2 separate regions of the Homo sapiens genome follow, and region 1 is linked to region 2. Evidence: chromatin loops called from intact Hi-C (ENCODE). Cell type or tissue: dorsolateral prefrontal cortex. All regions are shown on one strand.

Evidence for each region. Hi-C counts contacts between places; a loop is a spot of excess contacts. Peaks named below come from ENCODE experiments on the same cell type or tissue, not always from the same donor. Only the 100,000 strongest peaks of a DNase experiment are listed, where the experiment ranks them.
Region 1: a loop joins it to region 2, with 4 times the contacts of the local background. A loop is called at or near these places in 3 of 110 quality-filtered maps.

The regions. Positions count from the first base shown.
Region 1 is chr7:131,434,146-131,442,145 of GRCh38, forward strand. MKLN1 (muskelin 1) reads left to right here. Exons shown (of 18, transcript NM_013255.5): 10 at 3,640-3,852. Among named protein-coding and RNA genes, the nearest start is that of MKLN1, 110 kb to the left of the region's middle. RefSeq lists an enhancer at 4,856-5,357. In dorsolateral prefrontal cortex, no CTCF peak of the experiment used is centred here; no DNase peak of the experiment used is centred here; H3K27ac peaks cover 540 bases.
Region 2 is chr7:131,504,502-131,512,501 of GRCh38, forward strand. It overlaps PODXL (podocalyxin like), which reads right to left. Exons shown (of 9, transcript NM_001018111.3): 2 at 6,327-6,932; 3 at 5,735-5,830; 4 at 4,864-5,084; 5 at 4,450-4,527; 6 at 2,078-2,225; 7 at 1,759-1,820; 8 at 1,367-1,534; 9 at 1-7. Among named protein-coding and RNA genes, the nearest start is that of PODXL, 48 kb to the right of the region's middle. RefSeq lists an enhancer at 1,158-2,072 and a silencer at 3,613-3,672. In dorsolateral prefrontal cortex, CTCF peaks have their summits at 3,555 (motif pointing right) and 3,755; a DNase peak (open chromatin) is centred at 3,560; H3K4me3 peaks cover 576 bases; H3K27ac peaks cover 480 bases.

The sequences.
Region 1 (8,000 bases), 70 kb before region 2:
AAAGTGCTGGGATTACAGGCATGAGCCACTGCACCTGGCTGCAAATTGGTGTTTTAATGATATTGAATCTTTCTACACCATGAACATGGTTTAGTCTCCATTTATTTTAGTCTTCATTATCTCTCAGCACTCTTAAGAGTTTTCAGTTTAAGAGGTCTATGATATTTTCGTTAACTTGATATCAGTGTATTTTGCTTTTTGTGCTATTATAATGGAATTTAAAAATCTTTTACTTTCCATTTGTTGGCTGGTAATATAGAGAAATACAATTGGTTTGTTAATATTGCCTTTGTATCATGTCACTTTAAGTCTACTTATTTCTAATAGCTTCTTTTTTATTTCTTAGAGTATTTTAAAGAAGCAGTCATTTTTCTTCTTTCTGTTCTCTTTTCCTTCATTATTTTATTTTATTTTTTGTTTATTTGTTTGAGACAGAGTCTTTCTGTTGCCCATGCTGGAGTGCAGTGACATGATCATGGCTTGCTGCAGCCTCGACCTTCTGGGCTCAAGCAATCCTTCTACCTCAGTCTCCCCAGTAGCTGGGACCACAGGCGCGTGCCTCCATGCCCAGCTAATTTTTAAATTATGTGTAGAGATAGGATCTCTGTATGTTGAACATGCAGAGGAGTCTTGAACTCCTTAACTCAACGAATCCTCCCACCTTGGCCTCCCAAAGTGATGGGGTTACAGGCATGAGCCACCAGGCCCAGCCTTTATTTTATTTTTTAATGCCTTCCTTATTGCACTGACTTGAACTTCCAGAGCAATGTTAAATATAAGTGGTGAGAAAAGACATCCCTGTCTTGTTTCATATCTAAACAGGAGAGTGTTCAGTATGTCATCATTAAGAAAAATTAAATTTCGTACATGTTATCAGATTGAAAGTCTTTCTATTCCTATTTTGCTATGAGTTTTGATCATGAATAGGTGATGAATTTTACCAAATGCTCTTTTTACATATGTATTGATGTAATTGTGTTTTTTCTTCTTTATTCTGTTAATATGTCAGATTATCCTGATTGATTTTCAGATGTAAAATCAACTTTACATTCCTGGGATAAATACCTTTTTGTTGTAAAATATTCTTTTCATATATTGCTACTGCTGTTTGGTAATATTTTGTTAAAGATTAGTTTTGTCTATGTTCATAAGGGGTCCTAGCCATCTGTAAATGATTTCTCCACCTCTTCCCCATTTCTTCCTCCTTCTTCCCCTTCTCTTCCTTCTCCTTTGTAATATTATTTGGTTTCAGTGTTATGTTGGCCTCATAAAATAAGCTAGGAATGGAAGAGAATGTGGATAAACAGTAGAGTTTTTTTTTCCCTTGATTTTCTGAAAAATTTTGTCTAAAACTGATACCATTTTTTCCTTAAGTGCTTGATATAATTTACCAGTGTAGATATGTGGGCAATTATGAATTCAGTTTTTCAGTATGTGTAATTCCTTCAGATTTTCCTCTTTCATCTCATGTCATCTTGGTAAGTTAGGTTTTTTAACAAATTATGTCTGTTTTATCTACATTGTCAGATTTTACCTATGTTTTTGATAGTATTCTCTCTCTTTTCATTTCTAGGAAGTCTGTAGTGTTAATCTTGCTTTCATTTCTGGTACTGGCAATTTGTATTTTCCCTCCCTTTGTAAAAAATTAGTCTGCCAGTGGTTTATAATTCTATCAGTCTTTCAAAGAACCAACTTTGTTAATTTTCTCTATTTTTTTTCATGTTTTCTATTCTATTGATTTATCTTTATTTCTTTTTTCTTGGCATATAACTTGGTCATCATTTTAATATTATTTGTGCTAATTTAGTTGAAGCAAGAAGTTCTATTATTCTCTTATTAAAATTTCAAGTTTTACACTCTATGCATTATGGCATAGATTTATTATATGTTACTCCGTCTTTGTTTTTGAGATTATTTATGGAGGCAATCCTTTCTTAAATCAAATTTTCACCTTATTTGCTGAAGATATTCTTTGACAAAAAATATTTTAAAATAAGTTTGAAAATAATTAGTGTGAATATTAAAGTGTACATTCACATCAACTTCATTGTCAAAATACTGTTCTTCCTGCCTAATATTCCTTCATTTCACTTAATTAATACTGCTAGATTACTCTTCTTAGAATACTGCCTTTTTATGTTATATCTTGCTTTAGAAACCACCAGTAGTTCTTTATTGCCTACAAGATCATAAATTGTCTCCTCTGTCAGTCATTCATCAGGCTTTCTGTGTCCACTTTATACATCAATTCTGTTATTTCTGCAGGAAGAACTCTTCATCTCAGTCATAACTGCATAGACTGTATTAACAAGTATATTTTTGCCTTTGTTTTTCTTCTAGAAAAAATAATCTGAAATTGTGAAAGAGCCCAGTTTTTGGCTCTGGTACACAAGGGCGTAGATTTGCTATCTTACTTCCTAGTTTTGTGACGGTGGACTCTGTGAAATGGTGATAATATTTCCATATGGGGTTGTTATAAGGATTAAATGGAACACACACATACACAGTAATAGTGTAAACAGAACTTGGGAGTTGTTTAACAAACATTAGTTTCCTTTCCTTTCCCCCTTTCAGCTAATTAAACCCTATGCAATTGAAGTTCTTTTTCCCCGATGAACCCTTTTGACTATACTACAATATTTTTTATGTTTTATTGGGTCCTGTGATACAAGTGATACCAGCTAATTAATTTATTGATAATATACTGTTCTTAATATTATTCCCTATTTATTTACTGTAGCTGTGCTATTTATTCAATCAGGAAAATTAATTTTGCAATGTAAAGGATGGATAAAGAAGTGATAGACTTGGATTCTTATTAGTTTCTGTCACTAGCTTATTAAAGGTATCATCCTGGTCTTATATTTCCTTGCTAGGCTTGTATTTTCTCCTCTTTAAAAGGAGAAAACTAGAGATTTTATTTTTTTTATTTTTTATTTTTATTATACTCTTAAGTTCTAGGGTACCTGTGCACAATGTGAAGGTTTGATAGATAGGTATACATGTGCCATGTTGGTTTGCTGCACCCATCAACTCATCATTTACATTAGGTATTTCTCCTAATGCTATCCCTCCCCCTGACCCCCACCCCTCGACAGTCCCTGGTGTGTGATGTTCCCTGCCCTGTGTCCAAGTGATTAAACTAGAGATTTTATTGATGTTTCTTCTAATTTTGAAATTCACTGATTCTAAATATTCTTGGAGTACCTCTTTTGTGCTAGATTCTGATGAGAAATACAAAAATGTTCATAAAGACCAAACATGTCTTAAAGTAGATTGTCATGTAATAGAGAATTGAACTCTGCACAAATGACTAAAATGCAGTGCAGTATATGGTAGAAACCGTATAGATGTTATAAACAGAGTGCCATAAGCTGCAGTGTAGTTCATCTCATCTTTCCTGGTAGATTTTAAGCATTTCTAAGGTAAGATTTCTGTCTCCTACTGCTTACTGCTTTTGCTTTCCTTTAGAGAGTTAAGCCTAGTGTTGGACTCATATTGGTTGACTTGATGTGAGTTTCTGAGAAACCTTTTAATGAAAGGTAATAAAAAATGACGTTTAATTTTTCTATTATTTGTTCTTTGATTTTTTTTTGCTCTTTATTTGTTTATTTATTTATTTTCTCTCTCTCTCTACAGAATGGTCCTAGTGCCAGATCGTGTCATAAAATGTGCATTGATATTCAACGGAGGCAAATCTACACATTGGGGCGTTACTTGGATTCCTCTGTGAGGAACAGCAAATCTCTGAAAAGTGACTTCTATCGTTATGACATTGATACAAACACATGGATGTTACTAAGTGAGGATACTGCTGCTGATGGAGGGCCGAAATTGGTGTTTGATCATCAGGTTTGATGCACAGTTAAATATATGATGGAATTAATCAGTGCTTAGTGATTCTTGCAATTAGAGTTTATGTTAGATGTTATGCTGAGTTGTCCAGTAGTGCTTTCCATGACAAATATCTATTGACAGTAATAATTGTTGTTTCAGTAGGTATAAAGTTATTCTTTAAATTTTTTTCTCTTGTTTGTTGCAGGGTAGAATATGAAGATCTCAGGACATAGACTGTTGATTTATAGAAACTTTAGCGAGTAGATGGAGCAATATTAGGAAAAACAAATTTAGTTTTATAATACATATGCATAAATCAACAATAACAACTTACCCTTTTAATTATATTTCTTATTCTACATTCCTGTGAGAAATGGAAATCACTTTATAATGAACTAGGTGAAATCTAGAGCTTTTCTTCCAGTTAGAGTGAAATATATTTTGTTTTGTTTATAGTCACAAAATTGTATAAACCTAGAGGGGAATTTGACATACTAGATTAAACTCAGCACCAATAGAAATTATACAATAATGTTGTAGACTAGAAGACTGAACATAGCCTCATTGTAAGCCATTTTAATATTAATATACATGTAGCTCTCATTAGCCCCATCATTGTCATTATCATTGTTACCTGTCTTTGAATACTTATTCCATACAAATTCAATGTAGGTCAAAAAAGACAGTAACCATTTTGAATTCCATAAGCAAGTTTTTACCTGGCTCAACCCATGTCCAAAGTTTTTTTTGATGTATTGAGGAGAAAAAGACTTCAAAAATCTATAACTCTGTATTGATGAACATAAATTATCTAGTATTTGGGAAATGGGAGGTGGTGCTAGAATTATGACAAAACTTAAGTGAGACCTAAAATCTTATCTAGGACATAGAACCCAGGGTCTTTATTTATTGTGTCTTTATAGATTTTTGTTAATTATTTGCTTTTAAACTATCCTATTGCCATATTTCTATTAACATATAATTGTTATAGGAGAATGGTAAGGAGAGGAAGAGTGAGTTATGCCTGTGAAGTTAAGTGGTAGGTAGAAAATCAAAACTAGTATTCTTGGAAATACTCCCCAGCTTAAATTTGGAACTTCTGTTGGCTCTATTTAACTGAGCTCCACAGAGCTATGCACATCCCTGCTGACACCCTCAATGTTCTTCACGTGGAAAATAAGCATGCCAAGAAAAGTTAGGCTGGTTCTGATCTTTTAAAAACATCAGCAGATAATATTGTTAGGGAACAATTTATTCTCTTGTTCCCAAATGGTTACGTATTTCTTTTACAAAAGATGCTGATGTCTTTTTTTTTTTACAGGTTGAAAAAAGAATAGCTTAGGAGTAGCACATAGAGAGTTCTTGTGTGTGGCCTTTGTTTCTCTTGACTTTTATAAAATAGGATGTTTCTTGAAAGCTGGGTGCTGTTAAATAATGCATGGTTTTCAACTGGTTAGATGGTACAGCAGAACACTGGGGGTGAAGAAACAAGGATTTCAGTACTAATTCAGCCAACAACTATCCCTGTAATAGTGAGCAAGTAATCTGTATAATCCTGCATTTGCTATTCTATTTCATACAAATAAAGCTATAAGTTAGAACTTACACTTGTAGTGTTTATGACACTCCAAAAATAGCTTGTGGTGTTCATGACAATTTAGGATTTAACACAATGTTCAAATTTGATAAAAATATGAGAAAGCTATACGATACAAACATGCTTAAAAGCTATTTGCCATTTTTAATTTTAACATATTTAAAAAATAAAATTTAAAGACATCTGGATTTCTTAAGAACATAGTGGCGGTTTAGTTCTCAAGCTTTCCTTGATGTTGCTTTGTGTGGTTTTCCAGGAATAATGGTAATCAAGCAAAAAGATTTAAACACACACACACACACACACACACACACACACACACACACACACACACACACAGTCTCTCTCTCTCAGCAAAACCAAGAGCTAGAGTAAACCTATAACTCCCAATGCCTTGTAAGTTTAGCCAGAAACAACTAAAATACTCAGAACTTTTGTTGAAGCCCACAACAGTATAATAGGGAGACCTGGGAAAGCAAAGGGAGCCTAGCAGTTGTATGTCACAGTGAGAAGTGTCAGGGACAGGGCACAAATTGCACCCAGGGCAGCCACTAGAAGAATCAGTGAATTAACATGTGTAAAGTACCCAGAAATATCCAGAGGTGATATGTGTCAGAAAGCATTATTTTGTAAAAGTGAAGGAAACACAGTGGGAATGATGGCTCCTTTTGCAATGGCCAGTAAGAAACCTGGGGAGCTCAAAGCTTGAGATCAGCCCTGTAAGCCAGATGAGAGTCATAGAATTAGAGAAGGTATGGCTTCACCGGAAGTGCCATATTTTGAAGGAGCCATTCAATTCAGTAGCAACAGAGGAAGGAGTTCTTGAGCGAGAACATCCACCTTCTATAGAAATCCTCTGTGAAGTTATCTGGTCCAGGGAAATTCAACTCAATTACATATGAAAAACTAAAAAGCAATAAATAACAAAGCTTTAGAGAGACATTCTAAAGAAAAACAATAAAAAGAAAAATAACAATAAATGAAAGTTATATCCCAGTACATTACCCCTTTCAGAAATGAAGACTTATCTACAAAGAGCGTAAAGAAGAATAGGTAATGATCATATAGCATAGGAATAAGATAAAACAAAGAGGTAAAAATGATTAACCAGGGAAGGTAGGCAGAGGAGAGCCAACATATATATATATAACTGGAGACTTTAAAGAAGAAAGCCAAAACAATGGAAAAAACAAATATTTATCAATTGAATTCAGGAACATTTTCCTGAAGAAAGATTTTACTCCGCATGTCAAATGGGCATACTATATTCAGAAAAAGTTGACCCAAATACTTAACTCTAAGACATATATTAATAACACTGACTATAAAAGATAAGAGATCATTTTATAGCAAGTAGACAAAATGATCAAGTCACCTATAAGAGAACTAAAATGAGACTGGTATCAGATTTCTCTACATCTACTTTCAGTGCCAAGAGATAATAGAGCAACATCTAGAAGACATTCAAGAAAAGACAGTATGAGCCAAGAATTTTATATCTAGCCAAACTGTCCTTCAAGTATAATCAGTTTTTGTGGAAATTACTAGAAAATGGAAAGTGAGCTAGCCAAGAAGTAGCAGGAAAAACTTCAGTTGAAGAATTGAAGATCTCAGCTCATTGATATTCTCACTGGGTCATGAGGCATTTTTGGAGGTTTGTAGAAGGGAGGGTGGTAGGTTGGACAACATTGGATACTTAGAAGCCTTTATAGCAATATCTTCAAATTTTGTGAGGAGAAGATTATTTTGAACCCAGCCAAACCCTTACCAATCTTGTATTCCTGTGATGAGTAAAATAAAGTCATTTTCAGGTTCAAAAAATAATTTTTCCCAGGAAAATAAGTGGTTATCCACTATTTTGATTTTAAAAATTAAATATCTAACTCCTGACATAATAAATGAATAGTCTTTAAACTTTTGGCTTTAAAGATTTTTTTAAGTCTTTGATGGAAAAGACATTATCACACAGAGTTTAATAAGTTTACTAGCTTTTCAGAAATTTTTTCGGAGAGTAAAAATGACAAAACAAATCAAAAGCGTGGAAATCGAATATTAAAAGGTTTCTTGGTTTAAACTGGTATGCTAGGAAGAACTACCAAGATAAAGATGTTTATACTTCAGCCCTGCAAACAAATGAGAATAAACCACATCAAAATTAAGCTTGAATATTCTCAAAAAGAAAGAAACTCTTTGTAGCCATACGAAGTAGAAAGGTAGGGGGTTGGTAACAAAGATTGGCCATTAGTATGAATCTGTGAGTTAATAAAAAATGGAAATAGACTCATTTAATGTGAGTCCCTAAAGATTTTCAGCATAGTTCCCAGATATTTGGAGTGATTGAGTCTGAAGTACTTCAGAAACGGAAATGTGACCCAGCTCCAGTGGAGCCCTCAACGGAGGCAGTGGATGGGGCCAAACTGAGTTGTTTTCAGCAGTGTGCTGATTTTAACTGTATGATCATTTTAAAAAATAGGAATACTTCCAGACATCTTTGTTTTTCAACCATGTTTACCAAGATTTCACCCTTGGGGAATAGATTTTCATCTTAATTTATGGAAGTCTTTGA
Region 2 (8,000 bases):
GCCGCTGCTAGAGTGGGGAAGGTGACCGGTGAGAAGGGGGTTTCAGAGGGCTCTGAGCTTAATACAGCGCATGTACGTACCCCTCCCACTCAGGAGCCCCACTGTAGCTAAAGCAGGCCCTCATTGCTCGCCTGTGGGGCTGGCTGCTCCTGGTGGTCATTCTGGCTCTCAGCCTGCCCGGAACTAGTTGGGAACAAAGACTTGCCCCTCACCCTCACCCTGGTGGCAGAACCTGTGAAGTTAGTGGAGATGGACTTTGTTCTCCAGAGTCCTCTAAGCTCTCTCCTCCCCTTCATCCCTTCCCCCAAAACCTCCTCTCCAGGCACCTACCTCACCTATCATAATGAATGGGAAAAACACTATTAAAAAATGACCTCTCTCGGGCTGGGTGACTGAGCCCTCAAGCCTGGGCAGGATGGGTACGGTGTCTCTAGAATCATCCCTGCGGCAGACAGCAGCCATCTGGCAGAGGCGCTTTCTGTCCCTCTCAAACACAACCTTGAGTGTATGCTAGAATCACCTGGGGAGCTTTTAACAACTACACTGATGGACTCAGAGATTGTTTGAATTGGTGTGGGAGGCAGTCAGGCAAGGGAATTTTTCTAAAGTTCCCCACGGTGTGCAGGCAGGAGTGAGAACCACAGGGTCTGGGTGGCACCATCATGGCGAGAATTCTAGTAAGGTAGGCAGAAGAATTTTTGGTTAGACAGAACACCTAGGCCTGCTTCTATCAATGAATCCTCAGACCAGCTCTGCAAGGAGGTTATCCCTGCTGTGCAGATGAGGAACCTGATGCCCAAAGAGCTCATCTGACTGACTTCCTCAAGGTCAGGGCCAGGACTAACCAAGTCTCCCTGACTCCAGTCCAGGCGTGGTGACTCACACCTGTAATCCCAGCACTTTGGGAGGCTGAGGCAGGCGGATTGCTTGAGGTCAGGAGTTCGAGACTAGCCTGGCCAACATGGCGAAACCCCATCTCTAGTAAAAATACAAAAATTAGGCGGGCGTGGTGGTGGGCACCTGTAATCCCAGCTACTGGGGAGGCTGAGGCACAAGAATCACTTGAGGTTGCAGTGGGTGACACCAGCCTGGGTGACAGAGCAAGACCCTGTCTGAAAAAAATAATAATAATAAAATAAAAAATAAATAAGTCTTCCCGACTCCAAAGCCCACGCTCTGTCCTCTGCCACGCTGCCTCTGTAATGCTCTGTGGACTGAGGCGGCTGCCTATCAGGGGTGGCCTCTGCCTGTTAGAAAGGGTCCAGGGCCTGCTCCCTTTCCTCTTCTGCAACTCGGGAATCACGAGGGGAGGGTTCCTCTGGTGACCTGGGCTGCTTCCCCTGTGTGGCTGCAAACAGCTGCTTACCTGGTCCTTCCTCTGGGAGAGGCGCTGGTGGCAGCAGCCATAGAGGGCCGCCACGAGGAGCAGGAATGATGCCATGCAGACGATGGTGATGATGAGGGGCATGCTGAAGCGGTCCTCGGCCTCCTCCGGTGGCCCCTGGTCCCCTAGCTTCATGTCACTGACCCCTGCCTGCATGGGAAGTGGCAGAGAACAGGCTGGGGGCATCCTCTCTCCCTCAGCCCCCGGCTTCACTGTAGAGCCCCTCCGCTTGCAGTCTGCTAGGGTCCGTGCCGCCGCCCTCTTCTACATGCAGGCACATGACGGGGTTCCTCCCCACAGAGAGAGGGGAGTAACCAGACCTCCCACAAGGGGCTTCGGAGCCACTCTGTCCCCACACTTGGGGGGCCGCTTACCTCCTTTAGTTCATCCCATTTGTCCTTCAGCCGCTCGTACACATCCTTGGCAGGGAGCTTAGCTGTGGGAGAGGGAGACGATGCCCAATGGCCCAGCCCAGAGCGAGGCAGTGGGGGACGGGGACTGCGCCCCAAGAGAGGGACGCACCGTATCTCAGTCTCCTGAGTGTCTCTCGGGTGACCTGGGAGGGGGTGTGGCTTGACAGTTCTTAGGGAACTGAAGGGGCACCACTGTGACCCACCCTCCAATGTGGCTTCTGCATGCCCCCCATTCCCACCCATGCAGGCCCCAGCCCAGGCCCCCTTGCCCTCCACTCACTGTGAATAGTGATTTCTTTGACGACCACGGTCTGACTTCCTGGAACAGATGCCAGCCGTATGCCGCACTTATCTTGGGCCGGGTTGAAGGTGGCTTTGACTGCTCGGCATATCAGTGAGATCAATTTCTCATCCGAAGCGCCCCCTGCCTATGGTGGGGAGAGCGCAGGTGACTCCGCGGGGAGCGTGACAGCAGCCTAGGCCTGTGGGGCTGCCCTCCCAGCTAAGGTCGGGACAGTGCTGTTGCTGTGCTAGAACCTGCCTCCCTCTCTAGCCCCAGCTGGTGCTCCACGCAGGCCTGCCAGGAATCAAGGGTTGCATGCTGTTCTCCTGGGCCAGTTCCTGCCTCCTCTGTCTCGTTCCCATCAGCCCGTTCTCCGCACTGTGTTTATCTGGTCTACGCTTGCACCTTTCATTCCTTTCACCCTAGTGCCTCTTTTTTCCCTCCAAGCTGTTTGCGGATTGGGGGTTGTTTTCATCTCCCTCCCTAGAACGGGCTAGAGAGGGGGCACTGCACAGCAACCCTACCCCACAGCCCGCAGGGAGACTCCAATTCCCCCTAAACTCCCATTCACCAGCCTTTCATGCCCAGTTCGGAGAAATCAGGTGGGGAGGCTGCAGCTCTCAGCAGAAGGGTCTCTACCCCCAAAGCTGAAATACATGTGCCCTTGCCCTAGGCAGAGCCTCTGGCTCTGAAGCCACGGACAGGCTGACAGGGAAGGGGCTCCACTGAGTAGGGGAACAGGTGGGATCTTGAAGCTACCCCTAGGATATCTTGGAGGGGGTCTTATTTAGCTCTAAGAACAAAGATTGTGGCTGACGTGGCTTTAGAGCTGAGGATGAGGGGAGAAGTGTGGGCAGCATGTATCCAGTCCTGCCATGCCATCTAGGGGCACCCCTCCCTGGGGCTTCTCTGACCTGATTCTGGAATAAATGACTAAGACAAAGAAAAGGACTCTAGGGATAGCTTAGCACAGAACCCATACAAACCACCCCTAAGGTTTCTACCAGAATTTCCTTAGGCTTAGTAATTCCCCACCCTGACATCAGGAAGGGATCCAGGGTTTTCCATCTTCCTTTTCTAGCAAAGGGAAAAAAAAAAAAAGTGTCTCACAACAATCACACAGCCTACCAAGCTACATCCAAAAAGAGGGTCTGAGGAAGGGCTGGGCGGGCACCTGACTGTCCCCAGAGCCCATATCATGCAATGCCTGCCTTGTCCAATAAGCCCAGCCCTAGGAGAGCACTGCTCCCTTTTAAAACTCTGGTCTAGATGTAGGCTTTTGTAAAGTTCACTTGGAAAATGCCGGCATAATGGACACCCAAAAGAAAACAACTGCAGAAAATTCAGGCAGCATTAAAGTGTTGTAAGCCCAAATTCTCCATCCTATCTATAGACACCGTGTTCAGGTCTGTTCTAGTTCTAGTTCCTAGGGGGTGGCTGCAAAAAACCGGCACTGACCGGGAGAGGGCAGCAGTGAGCCAGCCATCTCCAGCACCCGCCGCGCTCGGCAGTTATTTACTGAGTGTGCACAGCGCACACTCCCCAGACCAAAGCCTTTGGACCCATGGAGACCGGTGGCCTGAAGGCTGCTCACACACTGCTACCTCCCTCACACAGGTGTGCTCACACGCACGCTCACCACCCAGACTGGAGAAATGCTGGCAGTGGCTCCTGCATTCCTGGGCCCTTTTCTCTCCCACCCATCCCATCAGCTCCTCAGGTTAGAGGGAGAATCTCCCAGCACTGTTCGTCCATCAAGGCTCTCAGATAGTCCACAGACCAGGAAATGTGAAGCCACAGACGATTAAAGCAGACAGACTACACCTCTCATTTTCTCTTGCTTTTCTTTTCTTTCTGTAAAAACAGGGTCTTCCTATGTTTCCCAGGCTGGTCTTGAACTTCTGGCCTCAAGCAAACTTCCTGCCTCAGCTTCTCAAAGTGTTGGGATTACAGGTGTAAGCCACCACACCTGGCCTCACCTCTCATTTTCAATTGAGACATCTGAAACCCAAAGAGATCAACTCACCAAAGTCACTCCCAGAGCTAGGGGCAAACAGGAACTAGGATCAGGGTCCCTCAACTCAGCATACTGGAAATAGTCACACAGTGAAAGCCGAGGAAACCGGGGGGTGGGAGGGGGGGGTCCAGTCCTGTGGGTGTGTCCTGACTTAGAGAAGTCTTAAACCTTGGTCTGTTGCTCTGTAAGATGGGAAAGGACCACTTCCTACTAGGAAGAAATGAGGGCCGGAAAGCAAATGCACCTTAGAAAGATGTTTAAAAATGCACCTAGAAAGAACATACATTCCCTCTCCCTCCCTCAGCCCTGCTGTGAGCCTGCACCTGGCGGCTCAGATCAGCAAGCTACTCACACAGAGGGTGTTTCCTGTGAGGTTCAGGACGAGCTGCTTCTCACTCTGTGTCTGTGTCTCAAGATCCTCACACTTTGCCTGGAAGAAGCCACTGAGATTAAGGTTTGGGCTAATAGTCATGGAATCTTTGACATTTCCCCCCAACTAAGGGGTGACCCAGATAGGAAAGAGTTCACGGCAAGCTGGAGGCATGGCTGGACCCATTCCAGAGCCAGGTATGTCCTGGCTGCGTGGCTTGAGGGCAGCTCAAGCCAGGACCAGGCTAACCAGGGAGAGGGAGGAGGGAATGGGTAAGTGCTGCTCAAAGCCCCAGCCAGGGGCCCTGCGTTGGAGGAAAGAACAGAAAACCTTGTCTTAAAGCCTCTTCTACCCGAGTCTGGGTTCTCCTACTTGCCCCACCCCTGCTGGAGTTACCCAGTTACTCTCATGAGCCACAGTGGGAGAAGGTGTTTTGGGGTATCGGTGGGTAGTTGATGCTGCTGTGGGGCTGGAGCTCATGGTCTCTGGCAGGGTAGGTGTTCTCAATGCCGTTGCCGGGCTCGTGGGCTGCACTGTCTCCTGGGAGGAAGGGGCCGTAGAGCTGGCTGGCATCTGACTGGAGGTCTGTTGAGTTCTTTGCGAGATAACCGATGACGCTGTCATTGGGAAAACGAGGGTAATGAGAAAAGATGAGTGCACCCTTGCGAGAAGAGGACAATCTTTTCTTGCTCTAATAGTTTTCCCAGGTTCTTTGGTCTTACCTCCCACAGAGACGGAAGAAGTGGACTCCTATGACAAGCCAGTGGAATAACCCGGCAAAGTCACAGCAGCCGCAGCAAACGTTCACTGAGCACTTAACTTTGTGCAAGGGACTGGGTGCCTCAAAGGTACTTTCCTACTGAATCCTCACAATCCTCTGGGGAAGGAATCGGCATCATCCCTATTTCATAAACAAGGAAACTGAGGCTCCGAGGGGCTCAGTGATTTGCCCGAGTTCCTGTGCCAACAATGGCAGGGCAGGGATTCGAAGCCAGGATTATCTCAGCCGGAGCCCGCACTCCTACTGTGTGGCACCCTCCTGTGGAGCGGTGGCCTGCTGACTTCAGACCATATGCCTCTGATATGCAGCAACATCACCAGGAGCGCTCAGAAACTCTGGGTCCACAGGTCTGAGATGGGCCATGATCCTAAGGCTCTTGATCCATAGGTAGATTTTGAAATTGATTTACTAGGTTAAGACAAGCTCTTATAAATAATAAGTAAGTAAGTAAGTAAACAGGTATCGGCCGGGCATGGTGGCTCATACCTGTAATCCCAGCACTTTGGGAGGCCAAGGTGGGCAGATCACCCGAGGTCAGGAGTTCAAGACCAGCCTGGCTGACATGGTGAAACACTGTCTCTACTTGAAAAAAAAAAAAAAAAAAAAAAAAAAATTAGCTGGTGTGCTGGTGCACACCTGTAGTCCCAGCTACTCGGGAGGCTGAGGCAGGAGAATTGCTTGAACCCGGAGGTGGAGGTTGCAGTGAGCAGAGATCATGCCACCGCACTCCAGCCTGGGTGACAGAGCGAGACTCCATCTCAAAAATAAATAAATAAATAAATAAATAGGTATGAAATAGAAACTATTCCCCTCTCAGGTTCAAGCAATTCTCCTGCCTCAGCCTCCTGAGTAGCTGGGATTACAGGCGCCTGCCACCATACCCAGCTAATGTTTGTATTTTTAGTAGAGACAGGGTTTCGCCATGTTGGCCAGGCTGGTCTCGAACTCCTGACCTCAGGTGATCCACCTGTCTCGGCCTCCCAAAGTGCTGGGATTACAAGGCATGAGCCTTTTCAGAGCCATCACGCCTGGCCCTGAAAAGTTTCTTGGTGCTTGAAGAAAACCAGGCATTACTTACGTAGGGTGGTGGTCATCCCCGGGCTTGTGAAGGTGTAGCCAGGGATAGCCACAGTGCTTGAACTGCTTGAAATTTTCATAAGATGGTCATGTCCCGAGCTTGTTGGGGTGGCCACAGGATGCGTCGAAGTGGGTTGTCGGGGGCTAAGTGGACTTGTAGGGTGAGGGGTCGTCAGATGTTCTGCCTTAGTGGATGTGAGGTCTGTGGTCACACTGTGGCTGCTTTTCCCCCCAGAGTTTGTTGTATCTTCTGCTCCATTCTGGCTGCTTGTGGTGTTAGGTTTAGCTGTGGCTGTGGAGGTTGCAACTGTAGTGGTGTCTGCACTTTTTGTGCTCTTGGGGCTCTCGATGGTGGTAGTAGGGTTGCCTGAGCCGCCTCCTCTAGCCACGGTAGTGTTGACTGGGCCTGAGACTTGCTGAGCCAGGGTTGTAGTCCCCGGTGAGTCACTGGATACACCAAGGGTGGTCGCCTTGACCGAGGCCAAGATTTCGTTGGCCTTGGAAGTGGGGACTGTGCTCTGCTGGGCTGTATCTGTAGCCATGATGGTGACACTGGATGCTGGAGTCGGTGCTGTTTTGTTAGATGAGTCCGTAGTAGTCTGGGTTGCTGTTTGTAAAGATAACAGAGAATGGAGTTAGGGCTGGGAGGCTTCCTCACCACGCTTCTCCAGCTCTTCCCCAGGATTCAGAGGCCTTGCTCGCAGCCCTGCTGTCTGCCTTGCTAAAGGCCTGGGTCTTTGGTGAATCCAGAATTTTCGGAGGTTCAAGAAACCTCTTTTTTCTGTCTTTTTTTTTTCTTCTTCCTTTTTGTGGAGAATGGGGTCTTGCTATATTGCCCAGGCAGGTCTTGAACTCCTGGGCTCAAGCTATCCTCCCGCCTCTGCCTCCCTCAGAGCTGGGATTACAGGCGTGAGCCACCACGCCTGGCATGAAACCTCTAAGAGGGCAGCTTGGAGTGCAGCAGGGTCAGAAAAGCAAAATTCTGCTGAAGGCGAGCCCAGGCCAATGAGGCCCACCACACGTGGAGGCTGTCATGCATGCCCTGCCCTCCCCGTCCAGCCCCACACACATCCCCTTTAAGTTTCTCAATATGCTACCCCAGAACCAGCTGCCAGGAACACCTCTGTCTCCTCCTCCCCAGCTCCCAGGCACGTGGCCCACAGAAAATTCCACAGACTAATGCTTCCTGAACTGCCCTGGCCCTGTTCTGAGCTTAAGCAAAAAAGACATGGGCCCTGTTCTCATGGAAGTTATATCTAGGAGAAACTGATGATAAACTGAAATTACACAAATTACTATTTCAGTACTAGGTGAGCTGTGCCAAGAAAGAAAGGCCGAGTGCCCGGACTGCATGCAGCATGGTGGCTTCACCTGTCATTTCTTGAGGAAATAGGATCTGTGTCAGGCAATGGAGACACAATGGTGAACACGACACAGAGAGTCGTACCCTCAAGAAGCTAACACTCTGGTGGGGAGGCAGAGACTAACCACCTGGACAGAGCAGCCGTCAAATCTGCTTACTACACGGAGGAAGTGAGGAAGGAAATGATGCAGAGACGAGCGGGGAGGGACCATGTCGAATGAGGGAAAGAAAGGCATCTCTGCGATGATGGTTAAGCTAAGCCCTGAAGGATAGCAAGGAGAATGCTGTGTGAAGAATGGGAGGAGAAGTGTC